Regions from separate parts of the Homo sapiens genome. Here region 2 is linked to region 1. The links are chromatin contacts, found by Hi-C in ENCODE. All regions are on one chromosome and are shown on one strand. The core of a region is the stretch at or near the end of the contact, and the rest is flanking DNA. Distances in the headings are between cores, read along the strand shown.

What was found. A loop is a pair of places that touch in the nucleus more often than their neighbours do.
Region 2: a map of ovary shows a loop between it and region 1 (6-fold over the local background). The contact joins the promoter of LINC02009 here to the promoter of LARS2-AS1 in region 1. A Hi-C loop is called at or near these places in 1 of 168 maps with a recorded cell type or tissue (ovary).

The regions. Positions count from the first base shown.
Region 1 is chr3:45,506,228-45,513,726 of GRCh38, forward strand. It overlaps LARS2-AS1 (LARS2 antisense RNA 1), which reads right to left and starts at 3,318. Exons shown (of 4, transcript NR_048543.1): 1 at 3,130-3,318; 2 at 685-755. It overlaps LARS2 (leucyl-tRNA synthetase 2, mitochondrial), which reads left to right. Exons shown (of 22, transcript NM_015340.4): 16 at 6,908-7,008. RefSeq lists an enhancer at 1,697-2,563 and a silencer at 3,390-3,684.
Region 2 is chr3:46,420,072-46,427,570 of GRCh38, forward strand. LINC02009 (long intergenic non-protein coding RNA 2009) reads right to left here and starts at 3,596. Exons shown (of 5, transcript NR_151704.1): 1 at 3,474-3,596; 2 at 2,614-2,727; 3 at 1,302-1,421.

The DNA of each region.
Region 1 (7,499 bases), core at 2,068-4,567:
CTCAGTGCTGCTGTCAGCATTACTCTTGTTGGATCACATCAGGGCAGCAACAGCCTCTGAAAACTCTCCCGGTGCATTACCTCTTTCTTAGAGGTGTATTGGTAAACCAGTCAGCCACACATGAAATGAAAATCACCCACTTTCTGAGATGAGTAATTTGGAATTCTACAGTCAGAATTTTTGAGAGCCTCCAAACAACTTTATCAAGCTGGGCTGGGAGGAAAAATTGAGACCTGTCAACCACATGTGTATTTCTGAAATCTGTATAAATCAGGATTTCCTAGTCTAGTTCTGTATTCCTTTTGATTAGCATTGTAATTTCAGGAGGCTATTTGAGATGATAGTACAGCTATTCCATTTTAGTTTAACATTTCTGAGCCCCTCAGCCCTTGTCTCAAGTAGCAGCTGTGAAACAGGAATCCAAAGACCTCTGTCCATGTTCAGTGGTGCCCCTGATTAGCTGTGTGGACAAGAAGCTGAACTCCTTTGGGTCTCAGTGGCCTCATATGTTAGGAACTCAGTTATCTCTGAGCACTCTTTTCACTCTGATTCTAATTTCTTCAAATACAGACAGCAAAGGTTTATGTATATCTAATCATCTTTCCTGTTTTGTAAGAGTTGTGGACATTTTTTTTCATCACCTGCACAGTTAGGCTTGCAGTTTGTACTTTAAGGTCTCCTTACCTTACGTAAGAGGCTGGCCTCCAAGTTAAGTGTGCCACCACACAGGACAGCAGGTGCCTTAGTTGTGTGATCTGAAATACCAAGTTAATGATTAACCGGGAATTAATGTAAGCAGGAAACCCACAAAAGAAGATATCCAAATGATTAATAAACATTTTATCACACTATAAAATAATAAACATCTTACACTGTAAAATGTTTCCGTCCCAGCACGATGGCTCACACCTGTAATCCCAACACTTTGGGATTGCAAGACAGGAAGATCATTTGAGTGCAGGGGTTCGAGACCAGCCTGGGCAACACAGCAAGACCCCATTTCTATGATTTTAAAAAAAAAAATTTCCCTCACTGGCAAATATAAATTATTCAGCAGTGAGATGCCATCTTCCATGTAGTAAGGAAGCTAGCATAAGAGCAGCTCTCATATATTGCAGGAAGTAGCTTGGAACAATCTTTCTGAAAAGCAGTTTGGCAATACATAGTGAGAGCCTTAAAACTATTCATTTTTGGGTGCACTAATTGCACTGCTAAAAATCTATCCTAAGGAAATAATCAGAAATGCAAACTTATGCACCAAGATGTTCATGTAAGTGTTATTTCAAGTAGCTAAAAATTTGGATACAATCTAAATGCCCCAAAATGCTGAGACAGGGTAAATAAAGTATAATCCATCTACGTGGAGCACACTTATACAACACTTTCAATTAAATTACAAAGAATGTTTAATAACATGGAGAAATTCATCTGAAGTAATGAGAAATAGAAAAAGCAAGATACAGCTTGGTTATCTTTGTCTTTATATATACAAGCACATATATACACATACTCAAAGCAAGAGAAAAGACTTGAAAAACTCATGCCAACATGTTAACACTAGCTATCTCTGGGTGGTGAGCCCAATATACTTCTGATTTTTTCCAGATTTTTTACAATGATTGTGTAACTTTATCATTTACAGTATGGTATATATTCCAAAGAAGGAAAATATGCTGAGCCTCCTGCTGTGGTTGTGGGTGTGGGGTAGGATCAGCTTTCAGCTTCCCTCCTTCCGGTGGTTAGCACCAGGTTGAAAGAGAGGGGGCACATTAGAGCGTGGGAACATGTCATGGCCCATCTTCACTGAATGAGATCAGGAAGCCTTTTCTCTCCCTTTGTGGGAGACCGCTGTAAACATGGAATCTTGTCACTTTTTGTTGTAGCTCTGTAATGCAACTTAGACACTAAATTCCCCAAACTGAATTTCTCCCTTCAGTTTGGAATCAACAGAAAGTGGTGGCTGTCAGAAGCAAGCAGCTGCTCAGGGAGCTCCCATGAGAAGGGCAGGCCGCCTGCTGACCGTGGAGAGCACAGCAAGCCCCTATCCACAGAGCTTTCTTCTCTGTTACTCTGATCATGCCAGAAACGGGGCTACTGGGAAAAGGAACAGGAAGGGAAGAGAAGCTTTACTTGGGTCCTGCTGTATTAGTAAACCCTCCTTCTGCGCCACTAACTGGCTGCTAGGAAATGGGAATGGTGATATTTCAAGAATGAGCCATGGCTAATACTTAGAAACTAGGCTAATTATGTGACATGATGGCCCTGGGCACAGAACAAGGAAGAAGAGGAAGGTAAACTTAGTCTGATTTAATGAAAAGTCCAATTTGGAGACCATTTTCAGAGATCTATGGCCTTCAAAGATCTGCAGCCTGGCAGGCCACTCTCGCACCAGGTCAGGGGAGTGGGCAGCAGGCTCTCTGGGGCTTCATGAATAGGTAAATGTCATCTGCAGCAAGAAGGTGGGGCTCTGATACATCCTGATATTCTTTGCTCATACTGTAATTAGCACATTCCTTGTATATAGTGATTTTTTTAAGAGCACTTAACATGGCCAATCAATCAATGTTCTGAATTTCCTTGTTTATCCTAATAATTAGCAACTCCCTTCCTTCCCTCCCTTCCTCCCTCTCCTCCCTCCCTACCTTTCCTCCCCTCTTTCCCTGCCTCCCTCCCTTCCTTCTTTCCTTCTTCCAAGTGGGACAAATGTGGCCTTCAATGCCCAGCAGCTATCAGTTGTTGCAATTTCTGAGTTAGTGCAGTCTAAACTAATGAAGAAATTGTGAAGATCTCCCCCCAGTTTTCATCACTGTGCTTACATATAGCTGTGCTTCAGTGCAAGCAAGCATGATCTACCTCCAGGGATGTACCGAAGGAGTAGGAAGAAAGCTGACTCAGAAATCCAGGGCCTTCTTCAAGGCAGAGGCCCTGCCTAATACTCCCGCGTTTGATGGTCCCTGAGTCAGAACGGTTTGTTAGTGGTTTAGAGTTGCAGATTTTCCACTCACTTATAAAGGCCCCTGCTGTGCACAGTCACTATGATGAATGAATAACTCAGTTGCATACGCAAGTCTGTTCCCAAGTACCATCTGTTGAGTGAATGAATGAGTGAACAAAAGGGAAACACATTACCCCAATTGTGAATCTGAATAATGAACTTGGCAATGTGATGTGATCTCTGCTCCAGCAGGCCTGGGTTCCAAGTCCAGCAGGGCCCTTGATGTCCTTTGTCCTTCATTCCTGTGCACCTTGCGCCTCCAAATCACATTTGGTACGTCTTTCTTGTAGTGCTGATGGTTATTTATGAGCATGTCCTGGGCTGCCTGTTCTTATTGTAAGCTCTCCAATTAATTGCCTAGTGCTGTGTACCCAATTATCATGTAAATACATGTTGAATGAATAAACAAGTGTGACTCATTCAGAGCTAAACTACGCATGAGAGTAGACATGGCCAGCTTCAGCCAAGAGTGAAAACCAGATTCCCAACTCCCTATAGCCCATTCCCTGGCTCCCTGGAAAAGTGGAGGGAAAACACTTGGGAATGAGCAGGATTCTAGGAGCTGGGAAGCGCCCCTTTCCCCACTGGGAAATTCCATGTGAGCACTCATCGGGGCATTCCCCTGCTCTCATTCTCTTGCTTCAGCTGCTTGGGATCTTTCAATGCACCCCTCCCTGCAAAAAGATGGTGGCACTAGCTGGAAAGTATAGCATCCAGTGCCCCACTTCACTCATTTCTTTCTTCCCTCCTCTCTTGCCTCCACTTTGTCCTACTCACATTATCCCCCACCCCTGCTGCTGGTAGGTTTATTCATCCACTGAAACAAGCTTGATTGAGTTCAAGGCAATTAACATTACTGAGCATCTGTTAGGAACTGGAGACTGAGAGTGGCCTTTAAGGATTTTCAAGGCCAGGAGCAGTGGCTCATGCCTGTAATCCCAGCATTTTGGGAGGCCGAGGCAGGAGGATTGCTTGAGCTCAGGAGTTCAAGACCAGCCTGGGCAACATAGTGAGACTTCATCTCTACCAAAAATACAAAAAATTAGCTGGGTGTGGTAGTGCGCGCCTGTGGTCCCAGCTGCTTGCAGGGGTAAGGTGGGAATATCACTTGAGCCCAGGAGACTGAGGCTGCAGTGAGCTGTGATTGTGCCACTGCACCCCAGCCTGGGTGACAGAACAAGACCCTGTCTCAAAAAAAAATCATCCTCCTACTCCTCACAGGAGAAAGACAGGCAAGCAGCTTACCTAAATACACAATAAAATGTAATAGCTGCTAGATACAATTACAGGCACTACACAGGATGCATCAGGAAGGAAAAAACAACTAATTCTAATTCTGACCAGGAGATACCTTCTCAGTGGAGATGGCATTTGAGTTGAGCCAGGAAGGAGGACTAGAGTTTTGATAACAGTTTGGGAAATGGCGTGAGTAAAGACGTGGAAGCACATGCAGGCAACATTTGAAAGAGCAGAGGGAGTGGCAGGGGACAGGGAGAAGTCCTGGATGGCTATGCGGAGGAATTTGGACTTGATTGGGAGGAGGAGCTCTTCAAATATGACTGCACTCTTTCTTTTCCTCCCTCACAGCTCTGAGAGTTGTCAGGCATTGGTTTGGTTCAGTGATCGTAAACAGGCTGGCTCCCCAAGGGCAGAGATTGCTTTGCCCAACATTATATCCCCAGTGCCTAGCTCAGTGCCAGGCACATAGCAAGCACTCAAGAAATACCAAAGAAATAAGTGATACATTTCACATAATAACTCTGTGCTTTCTGATTATATGGTACGAAGAAGAATTCAGAGACTCGTTCTGAGCACCAGGAGTGCTGCTGTCGATGAATGGTGTCTGGGTGGTTGTAGGCAAGGGCACTGGGGATAGTTGGCTAGGTTTTGCCATCCCTGCTCTAGATGATCCATCTGAGATGGCCCCTGCTGCACTGCAACCCTCAGAGAAGACAGTCCAGAAGAGCTTCAACTGTCAAGTTTCATTGTTGGAAGCTTTCAGACATTAGGATATATTCATGTAACTAGCAGGTCTTGGTGTGGGTGCACTGCTGAGGACCTGCCTGCCAGTTCTGGGGAAAGCCTCCCATGTGGACATCCCCTGAGAGCTCTCACTAAGAAATGGCTACAAGCGGGTTAGAAACAGGCAGATGAAATAATAGTGTTAGCAGTCAGGCTATAGGGGCCCATAGTGAGGAGACAGTGCCTAGAAGCGGATGGAAGGTTGATTTCACGTTCTGCTAATTGGGCTGAATGCCAGTTACACAAGTGTGTTTTATATTGTGAAGATTCATCATTATACCGCTAGGACTTACACTTTTCAATATGTGTGCTATACCTCAACAGTTTACCTTAAAAAAAAAAAAGTTATAAAAGACGAGGCAAAAGTTGCAGCCTTAGGCTGAACAGCTGGGGTTAGTCAGTTTTTCGCAGGTTGCAATTCTGTCCGTTCTCGGAAGGTGGCAGTGTTGTGCCACTTGATAAAATACAAGACCTAAGAATAGGATTCCTTGGATTCCCAGCCCCTTCTTGAGGCTTAATGCTGCTGATTTTTTTTTTTTTTTTTTTTTTTGGAGACAGAGTCTCGCTCTGTCTCCCAGGCTGGGGTGCAGTGGCGTGATCTCGGCCCACTGCAACCTCCGCTTCCTGGGCTCAAGCAACCCCTGCCTCAGCCTCCCAAGCAGCGGGGACTACAGGTGCGCGCCCCCACACCTGGCCAACTTTTTGTATTTTAGTAGAGACGGGGTTTCACCATGTTGCCCAGGCCAGTCTCAAACTTTGAGCTCAGGCAATCCACCTGCCTCGGCCTCCCAAAGCGCTAGGATTACAAGCGTGAGCCACCGCGCCTGGCCAATGCTGCTGATTTTGATCATCCTACCTATCTTTATCTTTGAATCCAGATCATTCTCTCCTAACTTTTGCCCTAAAAACACCTTTAAAAATTTACCTTGAGCAACCAAAGCCATGTACTGGTGATGTTTGTGGGGAACATCACTGGATCTCCAGGAAATGAGTGCTCCTACCTGATACCCTGAACACGAAATACTTAACGTGTGTTATCAGCAGATATCGCCATGAATCATTCTTTGAGTTTGGAATAGGTCTTGCTGAAATGCCTCAAAATTGAATCAGGCAGATTCTTAAGAATAAACAACTGCAAATTTGCAATAATTTCAGTATGAAGGTCAACCTGTTCTTATCCTCTTATGAGAAAAAGTTTATATGTCACTATTTACCCAGTAAGGGTATAACTAAAACTACTTTTTAAAACAGGTACTATAAATAAGTTATAATCAATTCATATTTCAGAACACTAGGTAACTTTTTAAAAAGTGAGATAGATCTATATGAACTGCCATGGAGAAATCCATTCATATCATTAAGTGAAATACCATAAAGTATACATAAGGTATAATCCCACTTATATAAATCCCCAAAAATCTATAAAAACCATATGTGGATAGGTACACATTTATGTATACAAAGGCATTGAAAAATGTCTCCAGACTTTTCCAGGGATATATACCAAACTATTAATAAGAACTGCCTCCTGAAAGGGACATAGGCCTAGAAAGGAGTGGTAGTGTTTGGATTTGAACAGAAGGTTTATAGTCATATATGACTTGTATGGTTTAAAACTTTTTTTAGGCCAGGTGGGGTGGCTCACACCTGTAATCCCAGTACTTTGGGGGGCCGAGGCAGGTGGATCACGCCCAGCCTGAATTTATTTTCTTATCACTTATTTCTAAGGAGCCATTTGTTTAAGCTGGGTTTATAAGTGGCCTTGGTCAGCCCGCCTGCTTTTATGAGGGGCAGCTACTTCTGCCCATCCGAGGGAAGGTCTGCGTTGCTGTTTTCTCAATGCCTCATGTCCCACTCCTCCTGTTTTCTTTTCCTGTCATCTTTCCTCAGGGAGCCTTTTCATAAGCTGCTGGCCCAAGGCCTTATCAAGGGGCAGACATTCCGCCTACCATCTGGACAGTATCTACAGAGAGAGGAAGTGGATCTCACAGGTAAGAATGGCCCATCTGGTCCCATCCAGGTACTCCCAGAGAGCCAAGGCCAGGCCTGAGAGCTACTGAGCAAGCAGGCATCTGCCTCTAGAGTGGGGAGGATGCAGGAGAGAGACCCGCTGGCTGTGAGGTCTCTAAGCCTCAGCTCCCTCTGGGCCTGCGCCCCCTGAAGCCTGGTCCTGGACTGGCCGTCTGCTCCTCTGCTGCAGCCCCCTTCAGCCAAAGTGCCACCTCAGCTTCTGGCAGGGTTTTCATTTGTATGTAACAGAGTCAACTCAGGCATGACCTCCTATCCCAGACCATCTTTGAAAGCCCACCTCAGGGATAGAGCCCCCAGGCCCAAGACACATTCTTCCAGAACTGGGGTACTCCCAGTGTTTCTCCCAACATGTTCTAGTGGCACATTTCAGAACCTTGGGGGGCAGCACTCGGTTTACTCGTAGCACCCCAGAGCAGCCCCCTCTTAGCATTTCCCAGTAAAACACCTCCCC
Region 2 (7,499 bases), core at 2,346-4,845, 910 kb after region 1:
CCTGAGCACATGCCGGGCATTTCTGACAAGCCTCCCAAATGTCTTGCATGGGCAGAGACAGACCCCAACATTTATTGACTTGTTGCATCAGTTTACCCCCTGCATGTCCCAGTTTCCGGTGTAGCTACAAGGCCACATCTCATGTAGATGCCAACTCTAACCATCGGACCTTGGCCAAGGCTTCTGCCTCGTCATTGCTGGGGGTGGCCAGAGGCATATGGCCTGACAAATGATAAATAGTTACATCTTTGCAATGACCCATTTCCCAGAGGTCTTGCTACATGGGTTGGTGGCCCCAAATGGGTTGGTGGCCAACTAGCCAATTCTGTATTTTCCAAGTAGTTAAACACAAAGTTAGGCCTCCATAGACTGCCCAGCTATCGGTACGGATTACCATAGGTGTCTCCGCCTTGTTGATCACCATCCATACTGCTTTAAATTCAGCCCATTGACTACTTTGTCCACATCTGGTTTCAAACCATATGGTTTTGGTACTAAGTTGGACTGCAACACTGGTCCAAGCAGGAGTAGCACCTCGACTAGACCCATCTGTGTGCCATGCCCCATCAGGAATAGAGGGACGCCCTTCCTTAAATGGCAGTGGCTCAGGGTCAAGGGGTGCCTCAGGCCCCATGGCCTTCTCTTGCATTAGGACTGCAGGTCCCAAGACCTCTTGCAACTCTGCTGCTAATGGGCTTGTGCTCAGCGTACTCTGTTGCTCCAAGTAAGTGCCTCACTTTGCCAAAGTGGATGTCTGCACCATCCCAGTCTGGGGGGTCATTACACATGAATGCACCCATCCCGCTGTCAGGTAAGTCATCCACACTGTGACTGTAGCCCATCCTATCACTTCTCACAAGCCTGAAGGGCAGCATATACAGCTGCTAGCTATTTCTCTATCAAGGAATACCAGAGCTCAGCTCCTTTCCATAGTTGGGACCAAAAGCCTCCTGGCATTCTCAGGCACTCTGTGTGCTGCCACAGGCCCAAACTAAAACCATCTGTGGTCACATGCATATCCAGTTCAAATGGGCACCCCTTGTCAAATACCCACAGGGCTCGTGCCTGCTGAATAGCCCACTTGGCTGCCAGGAAGCCAGTCTCAGCCACATCAGCCCAATCCCAGATTGCTCCCTTCTTTGTTAACTGATACAATGGTTTTATCATTTGAGCTAAATGAGGCAGGAATGTCCACCAATATCCCAGGAGGCTCACAAAAGTTTGCAGCTGCCTCACCGTGGTGGGCCAGGGATATGCCTAAATTTTGTCAATGATAGCCTCTTGTATGGCCTTCATCTTACCCGACCAGATAACTCCCAAGAATTTAGCAGGTAATCCAGGCCCTCGGACCTTGGATTTGTTGATGGCCCAACTGCATGCTGCCAAATGTTGCCACAAGAGGGGTGCCACTGCTTCTAAATCTGCAAGAGAATCAGAGGTTAACATAATATCATCAACGTAATGGAACAAGTGGACTCCCTTTGGACATTTTCAGGCTGTTAAATCCATGGCAACAAGACCATGACATATGGTGGAGCTATGCACATAGCCCTGCAGCAACACTGTGAAAGTCCATTGTCATCAAGGCAAACTGTTCCTGGCTCTCTAGAGCAAGGTCAACTGAGAAGAATGCATTGGCCAAGTCCACCACATAGTGGTACTGTCCTAATTCCATTGTCGAGTGGTTCATCAAATCCATGATAGATGGCACAGCTTCCAAGCCATGTAAAATATCCACCTCCAGAATGTATTCAGGTATGGGAGAGACATACACAGTGTATAAGCAAGGAGCCAAGTGGCCAATGCCAAGGTACAGAGATACAGGTTTCACTTTCACTGACTGGCCTCCGTAACCTTTAATATATGCAGATTTGCCCAAAAACTTAACTGGGTTCCCATAAACAAGGCTACAATCTATGCCAGTATCTACCAGCACCAGCACCCACTGTACATTGGTGGGGGACCAGTGGATTGCCAATTCCACATGTGGCCTCTGGTCATCTGGTGTCCCCCCAAGCCAGACACCTTTGGCCAGTTCCCTAGTTGAACAGAAAAGGCTCTACATTTCCACCTGGCTGCAGCAAGTAGTCTCTGAGCTGGGTAGGACCAGGTCACACAGCAATGCCTTTCTCCCCTTTGGGCATTTTCCGGAATTGCTGCCCTGCATACAACTGTCTCCGCAAAGTTAGGAGTATTTCATTGGGCTGCTTATCAATTTTCTCTCAGTCAACCCCAGCCAAAATCAAATCTATCCACATCTGTGAGCGTGTCACTCGTTGGGGCCCCCTTTTTTTATGGGGGAGCCCCCTGTGGGTGGGGTAACTTCCCCTTCTTTATGGTGTGGACCCTCCAATCCCCCTGAAGGCCTTCTGCTTCCCTGAGAGCCGCCATGGCAGTGGTTACTTCATGTATGCGGTGCCCTACGTATGGGGTGAGGACAGCAGCTAGGGAGCCAAAGGGGCTCAGGAGCATCAAACCCAACATGAGATCCCTCATGTGGGAGGTGAAACATTTATCATCTGGCCCTCAGGTATTCAGGACAAACATAGCCTGCCGCATACCCATCTCCCGAATGACTTACACCAAATTGGCATATGACTGCCATTTACTCACAGTTTTGGGCATTTCACCAGCATTATTCCACACAGTTCATATGGCTGCCTGTAGCCACTCAGTCAGGGTGTGGTCTCCTTGCGCTGCCACTAACCACCTGCTCACTTGCAGCCGCTGACAGAGAGAGGGGTGAGTCATGGTGGAGGCCAGCTTGTCCATCTCAGAGGTGGAATGGGAGATACCATCTGCTCCCTTGTTCCACAGACGAAGCATCCAGGCAGGCAGGGGTTCCCCTGGACACTGGCAACACTGCTTGCCTAATTCCTGCAACTCAGTTGGGGTACAGGCAATATACGAAATGTGTTGCATTATGGTGGGGAGTCCCTGAGTCCACCCTTGGAGCCCCAGTGGCTGTTCATGATCTACCTTCTGTCAGACCACCGGGTGAGCCCGCAACAGGGGTTCTTCCTCCTTGGTATGAAACTGAGTGGGGATCTCCAGACAAGATGATGGACCCAGGCCTGCATTCATGGTAGCCTCTAATTCCTTTTCCAAGCTCTGAAGCCACACCTCCAGGCATCCTGCCTGCACCTGGAGGTCCCCATTCATGGCAGCCTCTAATTATTTTCCAGATCGGTGTAGCCAGACCTCCAGTCTGCATCCCTCAGGGACTGGGTGTGTACTTTTCTTAGCACAGTTAAAAATGCCCATCCAACTCTGCCAGCAAAGGCTCTCTCCTTCTTGGTGCTCTGCACTTCCAGCTGCTTCAGCGCCTTCTCCATGCTCATGGGGGACCCATCTACTGCCACCCAGGTTTCCACTCAGGCCCACCCTCACAGCACGGCTACCACCGGGTACCACAACCCATGTTGTGGTCACATGGCCAACCTGGAATCAGCAGGGACCGAAGGCTCACTTACCTTAGGATCCTGTTCGTGATGCCAATTGTCAGGTTCTAGCCCAAACTAAAGTCCAAGGGGAGTTGGTGGGTGGGTGGCAGGTAACTGGAAAAACACTCGAGTAGGCGGTTTCGACATGGCTTTATTCTCTCTCTGGGTGCAAGCCATATGTAGTGTCAGCAGGGTAATTTTACCTTTTACAGACAATAGTGGCTTTGAGCCAAGCACGTGCTCATATGAGTGGTCACCTAATGCACCTCACATGGCATGGTTACATAATGTGTGGAGTTGTGTGCCTGCCTCCAAACCCACTGAGTCATGCTGCACCAGAAGGCTGCCTCGGCCTACTCCTGACTAAAGCACAACCATCTCCCTTAGAGTGGGCTAAATCTACTGCTATTTATACTATTAGAAATTTTAACACAGAAGTTTTAAATATTTACATTGTTAATTGATTTTGAAATAATAAGCCCATTACAGGTTAACATAATTAACATACTTTTATTAAAAATATCTGTATTTTTTAAAAGAAAAAAAATTAGCAACAACAGTGATCCTTGGAATCGTCCCACCTCAGCCTCCCAAGTAGCTGAGACCACAGGCGCACATCACCATGCGAGCTAATTTCTATATTTTTTGGTAGAGATGGGATCTTGCCATGCTGGCCAGGGTGGTCTCGAGCTCCTAAGCTCAAGTGATCCTCCTGCCTCGGTCTCCCAAAGTGCTGAGATTACAGGTGTGAGCCACCACTTCTGGCCAGAAGCTGGATTCTCTGTCTTGTTCTCCATCCAATCTGTTAGACTGTCAAATGCCAAATAACCTTTGGAAAATTCTACTCGTAAAATAAGGAGAGAGATAAATAACTTCTGAGTATCATCATTAAAATAGTTTGACCTCATGGACCCACTGGGTCCCATGTGGAGAATAGCTCTAAGCTAAAGAGTAGAATGGCTGGGAGGGGACATAAACATTCAGCCCATAGCTGCTGACCACAATAACACATTTTAAGTCTCTTCCTCTCCTGCTCCTTGTGATTGCAGACAGACTCAATCTGTAGGAGAGCTGTAGAGAGAACAAGCTCAAGCCCCTGATTTTGCCTACAAAGAAAGCTGAGCCCAGCAAAGTTAAGGGACTTACCCAAGGTCACACAGCCACACAGCAGAGCTGGGGCTGAGCTCCAGGTGTCCTGCTACAGAGGCCACTTCTTTCTCCCACTAGGGACTGGCCTGTGATTACTTCAGAAAACAATGGTCAGCTAACTGATTCTGAACGCCCTTTGCTGGTAAAAGCTAATCTCCTGAGGAAAAATGTATGCATTGGCTGGGCGCAGTGGCTCAAGCCTATAATTCCAGCATTTTGGGAGGTGGAGACAGGTGGATCACTTGAGGTCAGGAGTTTAAGACCAGCCTGGCAGTCATGGTGAAACCCCGTCTCTACTAAAACTACAAATATTAAGCTCGGCATGGTGGCAGGCACCTGTAATCCCAGCTACTGGAGAGACTGAGGCAGGAGAATCGCTTGAACCCAGGAGGCGGAGGTTGCAGTGAGCCGAGGTCGCACCACTGCATTCCATCCTGGGCAACAGAGTGAGATTCTGTCTCAAAAAATAATAATAGTAAAATAAAAATAAATAAAAAAATAAGTATGCATCACCTCAGGTGGTCAGTCAGCTTTCCCAAGACCCCAAAGCACACAATGTTCTTTCTGGTATGAGTGACATGGGGTTCACAGCACCACAAAGTCCATGACTTTTCCCTCAGAAGTGAATGCATGGCTAATTATTTTGTATTTTTTGTAGACATGGAGTTTTGCCATGTTGCCCACGCTGCTCTCAAATTCCTGGACTCAAGTAATCCACCCACCTCAGCTTCCCAAGGTGCTGGGATTACAGGCATGAGACACCGCATGACCTGCACCTATAGTCCCAGCTATCAGGAGGCTGAGGTGGGAGGATCACCTGAACCGGGGAAGTTGAACCTGCAGTGAACTGTGATCGCTCCGGTGCACTCCATCCTGGGCAACAGAGTGAGATCCTGCCTCAAAAAAAAAAAAAAAGTGAACACACATGCTGGGGAAGAGGCCTGCAGGCACCCCTGCCAGTTCTGCACCAGAGCACACTGTAGCAGCCCTGCTGTGATGCAGGAAGCAGCTCCAGGTCCTGCAGTCTGAAGCATGGAGCCTGAAGCCTGGAGCCCCCCATCCAATGCTGCGCCATGCTCACCAGTATCCCCCAGCATCAGCACCGAGGCACCAGCTGCAGATAAATTTCTCACCTAAAATGTTGAGAGATGTTGCTAAACTGTCCTTCTAAGGGTATGTATAATAATACGGTCCTGCCGATACTGAATAAGACTATCTGTTTCATTACATCCTCACAATACTGAATATCATTAGCAACTTGAATTTTAAATTGTGCTAATCAATGAAAATGATTGCCTAATTACTAGTGAGTTGAGGTTATTTAACATTAATACTCCTTCTGATGAAATATTTTGCATTTATCACATTTTACATAAATTCTCTCTATATAATTAGCACTAGAATGTCCGACTTGGTTTTCATTGTTCCTCACCTGTTTGGAAACACATTAAGAATGAGGGAGAGAATGGATGGGGACTCACCTAGGGATGCATGGAGCTGGTCGGCAGCCACTCTGAGGCCCTCTTAACACTTCCCCACCACACACTTAATTTCCCCTGGTTTGTCCATAGATACATCCAACAATTTTTATGTAAATAAGAAAGACTCAGCTTTCAATGGAAAATGGTAGGTTGGATTTTATGACTGAAGTGGCAAAAAGAAATAAGGGATTTTATTATGGGGGAGGTCCAAACCCTGGTGAAAAACGAAATTCATTGAAATTGTTTGAAAATTCAAGGATTAAATCAGATTATTTTGGATTCAGTAGGAATTAGATTACTTTAAAGCCCCAGGATACTTTATTCTGTAGAATGCATGGAAAGTATAGAAAAGAGAAACAAAGAGGGAAAGTCATGGCTAATAACCTGGAAGGGGTAAATAGGGAGCCAAAGGCCTGTGGGACGTAACCAACTCAGCATTCCACTGGAGGCTTTATGATCAAATAGCAAGCTATTTATCATGAATGCAGGATGTGGGCAAACTCACGACTGCTCCCACTGCCAGAAGGTTTGCTGAGGGCAATCACTTCCTGGCACCGAGCTCCTTGAGGTTATCTACTGGGACATCTGGAGAATGCAGTCTTGCAAGCCTACTCTGGACCCAGCAGCTGACCCCTTCTTCCATGCCCCTCTTCCTGCTATCTCTTTTGCCTAATAAATATGGAGGGCTGTGTAAAGCTCAGGGCCCTTGTCCACTAGAGGCAAACTGCCCGCTGACCCCTTCTTCCAAATATGCTCTTTTGTCTCATGTCTTTTATTCCCGCTTTCACCCCACTTTGTTCAGTCCCCCTAGGTCCGTGTGGGTTACATAGTGGCGCCCTGAACAGCGACAGAATCAGGTGCTCTACAAGTGGCGTCCGAACACAGGGACTATGAGGATGTGAATGAAGAAGATCTGCTGGAGCAGAGGAATTGAAATTGACAAGGTGAATGGGGATCCCGGGACAAGTCTGCCGGCAGCAGATATAAGGTCAGTGCCCTAAAGAGCTACTGGGAGCAGTGCCTTAAAGTAGTACTGGGAATGGGAAGTTTTCTGAATCAGGGTAACATGGGGCAGAATTGGTCTGTTGAAGAAAAACATTATGTGCAGTTGCTTAAAGTTTTGTTGAAACAAACTGGTGCTCAGGTTAGTTCTCACATTAACTACGATGCTACAGGAAGTCATTATGCATAACCCATGGTTTCCACAGGCAGGGACTCTTGATGTAGAAAATTGGGATAGAGCAGAAGGATGAAAACAGGCTCATCAAAAAGGTTTTCAAGTTGATTCTTCAGTTTTCTCCACTTGGAGTTTAGTTCGTACTGTACTTCTGCCATTATCTCCTTGTTATTCTGCGGGACAGCAGGCTGAATGTAAAAAACTGAAAGAATCTGTTGTCCCACCCACAGCTCCAGTTGAAAATAAGTA